2 separate regions of the Homo sapiens genome follow, and region 2 is linked to region 1. A link is a loop called in an ENCODE intact Hi-C map of the cell type or tissue named here. Cell type or tissue: PC-9. All regions are shown on one strand.

What was found. A loop is a pair of places that touch in the nucleus more often than their neighbours do. Peaks named below come from ENCODE experiments on the same cell type or tissue, not always from the same donor. Only the 100,000 strongest peaks of a DNase experiment are listed, where the experiment ranks them.
Region 2: a loop joins it to region 1, with 2.7 times the contacts of the local background. A loop is called at or near these places in 6 of 110 quality-filtered maps.

The regions. Positions count from the first base shown.
Region 1 is chr2:43,900,325-43,905,324 of GRCh38, forward strand. LRPPRC (leucine rich pentatricopeptide repeat containing) reads right to left here. Exons shown (of 38, transcript NM_133259.4): 32 at 996-1,200. It also overlaps the pseudogene RN7SL455P. Among named protein-coding and RNA genes, the nearest start is that of ABCG8, 64 kb to the left of the region's middle. In PC-9, no CTCF peak of the experiment used is centred here; no DNase peak of the experiment used is centred here.
Region 2 is chr2:43,970,338-43,975,337 of GRCh38, forward strand. It overlaps LRPPRC (leucine rich pentatricopeptide repeat containing), which reads right to left. Exons shown (of 38, transcript NM_133259.4): 7 at 4,754-4,880; 8 at 4,277-4,421; 9 at 3,813-3,958; 10 at 3,458-3,563; 11 at 3,270-3,377. Among named protein-coding and RNA genes, the nearest start is that of LRPPRC, 23 kb to the right of the region's middle. In PC-9, no CTCF peak of the experiment used is centred here; no DNase peak of the experiment used is centred here; H3K27ac peaks cover 333 bases.

The DNA.
Region 1 (5,000 bases):
TGGCATACTAAATCCAATCAGTCAATATTGTGTTGAAATTATTATATTAAACATAATTCTCTAACTAAAAATGAATACTGTTACAATATATTTCTCTTACAAGTTTTAAGGAATTACTTAATAGTGAATATGTTCTCCGAATCATATAAAACTGTGTTTATGTGGTAAAACTTTAAAATTCACCCAGTTCTTAGATGAGTAATTTCTTCAATCTTCTAATGTAAAACAATCACATTTTCTTATTAAAGGGAAGTTCTATCTGGCGAAATAGTTTGAAAAGGTCAAAACAAAACACAACTGTTTCTCAAACAAACAAAAAAAAACCCCTACAAAAACAAACATTATATTTTAATATCATGTCCCATTAAATGTATGCAAGATTACTAAAGAACATTTTTTCTAAAAGCATACTGAAAGTATCAAATTCCATAAAGTACTTTGCTAGGGAGCTTATTAAAAATCAAGTCCTTATTTATTTCTACAGGGGTAATTCTCAAAAGGAATCTAGAGACAGTGGTAAGAAAATCAGCTCTAAATACCTCCCTTTTTGTGGGGGTGGGAGAGTGTTCACGGGGTGGGTAAGGAATATGAATACGGAAATGCACATTTTTAATAAGCTTGCGGGGCCTTCTGCTTCACAATATTCTACTAGTGTCCCTATCAAATATTACTGACAAACAAATGAGATCATTTTTCACTTCTGAACAAAGTGTTTCGACAACAAGAGGCCTGGCATATATACACAGGAATGAGAAAGGTTATCAACTGTGGAGCAAGATTTATGAATTTGGTAAATGCTGTTTATTCTAAGATTTAAGGTAAAGAAAAAACATATTTTTCAACATATAATTATTCCCTAATCAGCAACTAGCATCAACATTTCCTCTGCAGTTGATAAGGTTTCCACATGTCTAAAAAAGTTTTTAAAAGGTGGTATCTGAGGCAATGCCCATTCTAGTGACCAATGAAGGAAAAGAAGGCTTGCAAATACTCACTTCTTTATTTGAGCCAAAGCAATGTTATTGATGAAAACCATTTTTGAAAGTCCAATGGAGTCTTCGAGTCCATTTAACATCTTCTGAACTACTTCTATGTTTTCAACATCACCCTTCATGGCCAATGCCTGGATGACACGGGTCACTGCTAACCTAGAAGGGGTCTGCTGCTGATCCAATACTGTTTTCAGTGTTGTCACAGCCTCTAAAATACAAGAGCAGGAGATGGCTTTTCTTATATGACCTGTGCTGACTTTAATGCATTTTGAAAACCAGCTTTTAAATATGAGCACCAAATGGCCATAAACAAAAAGCTATGAATAATTAATTTTAGATTACAGAAAATTATTAATACTTCATGAGATACCCCCAAAAATTATTTACTTGACTATATAAGATATTAGAGGCCCGAGGAATTTCTTCTTTAAGTCACAGAGAAAATACAAATGTTACCGACAATATGAGTTCCATTTAGGGATAACATTCAGTGACTAAAGTTGGTAAGTTCAAATGAATACAAATAAGAAAGATTTTCTAGAGTTTCCAAAAATGTGTGACTTCTATCCATGTTCATACTTGTCCAGATTTTAACTCGAAGATTAAATGATCATCAAAACTTAATATCCCAACAATTCTTTCTCAAAAACACTAAAAACATTGATCCTCTAGGATCAATGTTCCAAACTGAAACATTGAACTTTAACACCAACAAATTTATTTTATGATTAGATGCCTTGTGATTATTTTCCTGCACTAAATTAAAAAATAATGCCTACTGATTTCCACAAATACAGACAGTCCCTGACTTACGATGGGTTTATGGGGTAGTTAATGCATTTTCAACTTTATCCCGACTTAGCCCCATCGGTAAGTTGAGGAGCATCAGTATAATCAATGGAGTTTTGTTTGTATGTTTTTTTGAAGTATCACACTTTCAAGTACTTGATTATAAATAACTATGGAATAGCCTTCTAGCTAACTGACTCATAAAACTGTAGCAAAATCATGATATGAAATAAAGTGGTAGACTGAGGAGTAGCCTAACAATCACCCCTACCATTATCGAAGAAAACTTAATAGCTTTATAGCAACTAAAGCAATGTAACTTAGACAAAACTAAGACTCTCCAAACAGCTTTCCAACTAAGAACAGCTTAGTTTTACAGAAAAATGGGGAAAGTGTATTAATTGAAGTGTACTCAAAATACAGTGGAAAGACATGATGAATTTAGTGTTCATTAATGAATAAAGAATTTATGATTATTTGAAATCTACAATCTTAAACCACTCATTCTCAAATGAGAAAAAAGAAAAACAGGTTAAAAAGCATAGTCAATAAAAATTTAAAAATACACATGCACATATAGGAAACAAAAAATGTTTTTATACTATTTAAAAATATTTATAATAAGCTTGATAAAATTTTGCTAATGGGTGGTCATACACAGATAATTATAATAATAGTCTTATTAACCAAGAATATTGTCAGCTAGGGAGGCTCTTCCCACAGTACATCAAAACAATAATAACAAAAATAAGATTAATGATGGTGATGACAGTAACTCAAACTTATTGAGCATTTACTACATGCCAGGCACAGCAGTTTAAACAGCTACTGTCACAACTACCCTTCCGAGACAAGTACCAATTTTACAGATGAGACCCCTGGGCACAGAGATTAGTTTGCCCAAGGTAAAATCATATTTTTAGACAAGACTCGAAGATTCCAATGATCCCAGAGCTTCCGTCTATGAGTGCGCGTGTGCACAAGAGAGCAGAAGGGTGGGGAGAACAGACCATTTCACATCTGTCTAAAGATAGCACAGGACCTTGTGACCTAAATCCTATTCTCATATAAGGCTTGCCTTCTGTACAGTTAATGACTTCAGGGACACCAAAAATGTTACCCATCCACATCCCTCCCCCCAGGTCCTTTCCCACTGTCACCTAATTCCAACATTTACTCAATTACTCACTAGTGATACTAATTACACTGTACAAGTGCCACGTATCAGCTATTAATATTCACCAACAGTAAAATTTAATCGGCTTTATTTTTTCTTTCTGCTTTAGATGGGGTTGAGAAAAGGAAACCTAAAAGAAAGGCAGAACAACGGAAGGGAATTTTTAAAAATCAAGAGCTCTCATCAGCCATGGAGCAAAATAAGAAGATGGGAATAGTGCAAACACTACTCCTGTCCTCACTGATGATCATTTTACTCTAACAACAGGTTTGTGGTGATGTGCTCAGGGAGGGGGGTGGGGTGGGGGTGGGGGAGGTAGTGCAGGAACAGTGCGCTCGAGGCTCCTGCTCTCAGGCAACCTCCAATTGAGCTGAACAGCTCAGAAGAGTAGATGAGAAATTATACCATGTCCTTTCCTGTAGCTTACACAGGGCACCTAACATAAAAATAAAGGGTACCAATCCAGCTGAAGAAATCTGGGTCAGGTTCAGCTGAAAAATGAACCCCCTGAAATTAGAAAAGTGTTTTGTTCTTATCTCCATGTCTACAGAAACAAAAGCTATTTATGACAATGAGCTTATTTATATGGCGAGCAAGTTTAACTTTTCATTGTTTTAAAATTGTTTATCATTTTATTACATAAAATACTAATAGGACATAAAGTCTTTTTTGGGGGGGCCGGGAGAAGGGTTTTGTTCTTGCCCAGGCTGAGTGCAGTGGCACCATCATGGCTCATGGCAGCCTCAACCTCCTGGGCTTAAGCAATTCTCCCACCTCTGCCTCCTGAGTAGCTAGAACTACAGGTGCACATTACCATGCCTGGCTATTTAAAAATTTTTTGTAGAGACAAGGTCTCGCTACACTGCCCAGGCTGGTCTTGAACTCCTGGACTCAAGCAATCCTCCTGCCACAGCCTCCCAAAGTGCTGGGATTACAGGTGTGAGCCATTGCGCCTAGCCACAAAAGTCTGGGCACAAGAAGTGTTTTCTATTCACTTACATATTCAGTACTAATCAATTAGGAAGACAGCTAAAGACCAGTACATTTAGGTATTATAAGCAACATTAAAGCTGCACAATTAAACAACAACTTCCTCTCAAGGATGTGAACTTATGTTATAAACATGCAGGCCGGGCGTGGTGGCTCACGCCTGTAATCCCAGCACTTTGGGAGGCCGAGGTGGGAGAATTATTTGAGGCCAGGAGTTCGAGACCAGCCTGGCCAACATGGTGAAACCCTGTCTCTACTGAAAATACAAAAATTAGCTGGGCGTGGTGGCGGGCGCCTGTAATCCCAGCTACTCAGGAGGCTGAGGTGGGAGAATCGCTTGAACCCAGGAGGCGGAGGTTGCAGTGAGCCGCGATCCCACCACTGTACTCTAGCCTGGGCAACAGAATGAGACCCTATCTCAAAAAAAACAAAAACAAAAAAAAAAAACAAAACAAAAAAAAACCCAAAACAAAACCAGAACATGCAGTGAGGAATAATACCATTATTACAGAGATAGGAAGCAATAAGGTTACATTTCCAGAGCTTTTTCAACCTTTCTTGAAGATCTCCTAAGTGGGTTTTGTTGTACTGGCAAAACTGCAGTATCACTGTATTCACTCAAATTCAAATGTAAATCTTAAAGTGGAAAGCTACTTAGCTAAATTTAAGAGATTCGTCATAGTGCCCCTTGGGAGATCATTCATAAGACCTCCACATCCCAATTCATCCCCTTCAAAACTCATAAACAGCCTCTATCAAACCAGTGGCCCCCACCCCAATCCCAATCCTCCCCAAAGTCATGTCCACATCTTTCAGGTGTCATTCTCTTAACATTAATTTGAAAACTCCAAACTTCAAACAAACACTGTATTTTATTGCTGTTGGTATTATGAACTATTAAAAAAGTATTAGATTAAGTTTTAAAAATCAATATTATAATCATTTGGTGCACAATCCCACACATTTAACACTCAATTTAACTGATTTGGTATCTCACACACAACCAACACAATATGCAAGAAACAACTGCTGGGAATTGTTTCAGATGCTCT
Region 2 (5,000 bases), 70 kb after region 1:
TCACTCGCTCAGGCAGCCTGAGAGAGCAGACAAAGAAAGATATTCTGTTCAGTAACTATAGTCAGATGGGGGGATAGAAGCACTTACCAATAAGAAGGAAAGACTGATCTATCTGAACAAATTCTAATAAAAAATACAATTCACATTTCTTTTCACAAGAAAAAGATTAAAATAATCTTACATTAACTTAGATATAAATAGATTCCAAACCTCTGTGAACACAGAAAGTCTAAACTAAGACTAAATAATCTAATAAAAATATTTCAATATAGCCATGAGAAAGTTGATCAATCTAGAGGAAAGTCTCCATTTAAAAAGTTTAATGAGAATTATAACAGCTCACCAACTATCAGGAATGATATATGATTTGCCTGAACAACTTTCACCAACTATGACTGTTTCATTCCACAGGATTTTACACTCTAGCCACGGCACTCACTTTATTAGGAGGCAACTGCTTCCTCTTTGAAAAGTAAGTTCCGCCAAGAGTGGTGGCTCACGCCTATAATCCCAGCATTTTGGGAGGCTGTGGCGGGTGATCACGTGAGGTCAGGAGTTTGAGACCAGCCTGGCCAACATGGTGAAACCCCGTCTCTACTAAAAATACCAAAAATTAGCTGGGTGCAGTGACGCATGCCTGTAATCCCAGCTACTCAGGAAGCTGAGGCAAGAGAATTGCTTGAACCTGGGAGGCAGAGGTTGCAGGGAGCCGAGATAGTGCCATTGCACTCCAGCCTAGACAACAAGAGCGAAACTGTGTCAAAAAAAAAAAAAAAGCAAGTTCCTTCTATTCAACCACTTCACTCAACTGGCATTTGGGCTTTCTGATCAGCCCTTCTTTATGTATTTTATCCCTTTCACATTCTCATTTCTATGTTTTCTAAATATGCCCAGGGATATAGATCCATATTCATTACAGGTTATTTCCTGAAAGTCAGGCCAACTGGCTAGAGATGCATTATTCTAAGTGATAACTTTTCACTTGTGCCACAGAGATAAATACTAGTAAGATGAGCCATGAGGAAGTAATTATAAATATCTTTCTTGGAGGTTGGTGATGGCTAAATTTGCAGCCAGAAAAATTCAACAGAAACTTGATTATTATACAGGGCACATGCCCTCAGGACCTCCTGAGGCTGTGTCACAGTAAAAAAAAAAAAAAAAAAAGAAAAAAATATATATATATGTTTTTTAAAAGAAAAAAAAAAGACACTTGATTATCCTATTGTTGAAAACTCTTGGTTCCACTTTGTCTGATCCCCAAATATCTTTGATTTTCTGAAGAGATGTATTTATTCCTCATGAAACACAGCACATCCTCCATCACTGCAGTCACTTTCTTCTGTGATTTCTACCATTTTATACGTGACTTTCACTGGACAAAGAACAAGTTCATTGCACTAATAAGAATGTTACTTTCTTACCTTACACTAAAGAAACTATAAAGAATACATACAGCCATTTCTCTGTTATATAAAAGAAGACTGTAGAATATATACTTTACTATCTTTCAGGACCTACTGCAAAGAAGAATATATTGTTTTTAAAAATTGTAAAACTGACAATCTTTTGCACTCTCAGAACACACAATATAAAAGCATAAACTTTTATATTTTTTCAGACAAAACCTTCATCGATTAAAAAATTCACTCTCTTTTAGCAATGTTATTCGTGTAAAAACTGGCAACTAATTTTTAAACAGCAGCTAAGAATTTTTAGAAAATAAACACAGTATAGTACTTACAAAAGCTGAATATGGAAGGGTTATAGTATAAAAAAGGATATTTTAAAAGGAGGACAGAAACCCTCTATTCTAATCCCAGCCTAATCACACCTAGACGTGGAAGCTAAGGTCAGTCACTGAATGTCTGTGTGGCCCTCAGTTCCTTCATTCACGTAATGTGAGCTTTCAGTACAGCACTTTTAAAATCTAAATTCTGAGATTCTAAGACAAGATGGATTTGAGATAAAGCCCATTTTCTACTATTTCAACTGCTACAACCATAGAAAGAAATTACCTAACTCTTTTATGTTTACTAAGTAGTAAAAATGTAGTAATCAATTCAACTGTGACATGGTTGTGGAAAGCAGATTAACCTGATGAACAAACATTTCAACTGGTACCAAAAAAATTTTCATACTTGTGTAAAGGTGGACAATACTAACATGCCTGAAGAGTTTGATGGAATGATGTAAACTTTCTGTGGTTCCAAAACACTGGGTTATAGGTTACCTTTTGGAGCTTTCAGACTGGAGGATATACAAAGAGTTAATCAAACTAGCATATTGTTTTCACAAAGATTTTTCTAAAAAGGATTTAGAGACTTTTATAGCCAGAAACAATTAGGGAATACTTGTTTCACTATTTCCTTTAAACCAGAAGACGGCTGTACATTTAAAATAAAATTGCAATATGAAAGTCTGCTAAAAGCACTTTTTTTGTTGTTTGTGCATTCTGTTTGTCACCCAATGTCACACTAACAATTCTGCATCTCATTCCAAAGCACATTATACTTCGAGATAAAATGAAAAAGACCATTTTTTGTTTCCCCAAGGGGAAAGTACTTCTGTTAAAAGCATCTTTTTATGAGACTACTCTTTCTGAATTACCAATAATGCAAACCGAAGAATTAGATACTGTACTCTAAAATTTAATATTTGTTCAATTCTTATTCATATCCTATAGACATCCCATGTGTACAAGGGAAAAGTATGATAAATGCTTAAACGTACTTAAGAACCTGAAAGATTGAACATTTTTGTCCTTCAATCAGCAGGCTGTCAGGTCATGAGTACTCATTTCACAATAAAAGTTTTCCTGCCTTTCCTATTATTCTAACTAAGCTCAGTTAAAAAGAAATAGATTGGCCCACAAAGAAAATGACCATACTTTTTGTTTTCATGAACCTAATTGTATATACAACTTTATCTTTATTAAAGGTAGACAATCTGATTTCAAACACTATATATAAAATCAAGAACTAAAGAGTTTTTTTAAGAACTTAAAAAAACTACGTTCATTAAGTTTGAATATCAAGATCAGAGATGAAATAAGAAATGAAATTAATGAAATTCAGATGAAAGAAATCCATCATGTTTTGTTTTTTAAAATGCTTACACATAATACTTCATGATGACTTAAAACAATTCCATTATCTCATAATACTCAGGAATAAGTATGCTTTTCCAAAGAATCCAATTAGATGTGCGTGCAAACTGTCATACTGGCTCTGGGAACCATTACAAATCGGTAAAAGGCAAAATCTAACCTTGAACATTTTTTTCCTTCCGACGTCCAACTAGCAATGGCCAGAAATAGTGAGGTCTGATAGGAAAACCTTCCTCCTTCACAGCCTTCATTAAGGCTTTTGCCAAATCTGAAAGAGATATCATAAAAGATCACAAAGCTACCTCAGCAAAACTTCCTTACTTGGCTTTAACTTTAAGAATGTAGTACCAGTTTTATTGGCGAGTAAAGCACAATGGAGGGTGAACTGCAGAGGAAAGGAGTGCATCTGGACTTCCTTTAACTTCTTACAGTAGTCTGTTAGCTTCTCCACAGGCTGTGGGAAAAAAGTCACCACATTAGCTGGATTGGCAAACACCCCACCGTTTGACCTGCTGCAAATATTCTACCACTTCTGAGATGAGCATTTTAAACCCCGCATCCTCTTTCTACCCAAAAATCTTGCAACACAAGAACATTGTTATGATGTTTACAACTGGTCTAATCTTATAAATGTTCCTATACTTTAAAGAATCTTATTTCACTGCCAATTACATTGTCTACAAAGTAAAAGTGGACAGAATACCGTATTCATAGTCACACAGTGTTGTAAAAAGAAACTGCCAAAGACACTTGGGCCATCTTCCTTTGATACGGGGCATGCTAGTAAAATTTGCAACGCTACATCTTCCAATTTTTCAGTGACTAAAAGTAAAATGAGGTTCATTGCATCTGGGAAGAAAACAAAGACATCTTTTGTTAATAAACTGAACAATATTTTTACACTGCAACCAATGTTCCAATACTGAAGACAAAATAAGAATTGCAAACATCAAAAGCATATAACTGCCTAAATAACAATAAAACACCTGCAAATCAAATCATCCCCATGTGTTCATTAACTCATGTTTTTGGGCTTATTTAACTGACTTTAAGAGTTCTATGTTCAACTCCCACAATGCCCATTGTTAGAAAATGTCCTTTCCATCATGTAAGAATAGCAATTCAGATTTTTATAAAAATCATGTAAATAGATTTTTTTAAAACTACCTGGAATATATCTTCTTTCACATGTAACTTTTTCCAAAATTTCTGAGACATACTGAGGATACCCAGCTTTACTGAAGCTAAAAATAATTTGCAGTAAATCACGGTCCATAAGGTGAAGCTCGGACTTCTCCACCTTCTCCAGAGTCTATAGAGAGTTCCAGAAATTAGAAGACAAAGTTAGAGTGTTTTTATTTAAGTATTAAAGCTAAATAAAATATCCAGATTCAAAAAACTAGGGAAAAATACCACCTAAAGGTTTACGACTTCTTTTAAAAAACAGGAAATACTCTACTTCAACAGTAACTGTTACATACCAGCACCGAGATACTAAACTATAATAATTCTCCATAAATACTACTTTCTGCAAGGAAACATCTTTGAAAACAGGTATAAACTTCACTTTCCTGCCTCATGTAAAACATAACACAAATTTTTACAAATGATTTTAAAGTATGTTTATTTAGACATAAGTCATACCTGCTTAACATGGTCAATGTCGCCCTTCTCAGCATATGCATTCAATAATGCGAGGTATGTGTCTGGACCAGGCTCAATTCCGGCATCTCTCATCACTGTGAGAATGTTTTCTGCATTCTCCATATCACTACAAGTTAATTCAAAAAACAGATTATTATGCTTTTGCCAAATTTAATATAGTTATTCAAACTAAAACATATGCTTATTAAAATAAAAAATGCTAAGTACCATTTGGAATTATGATGTC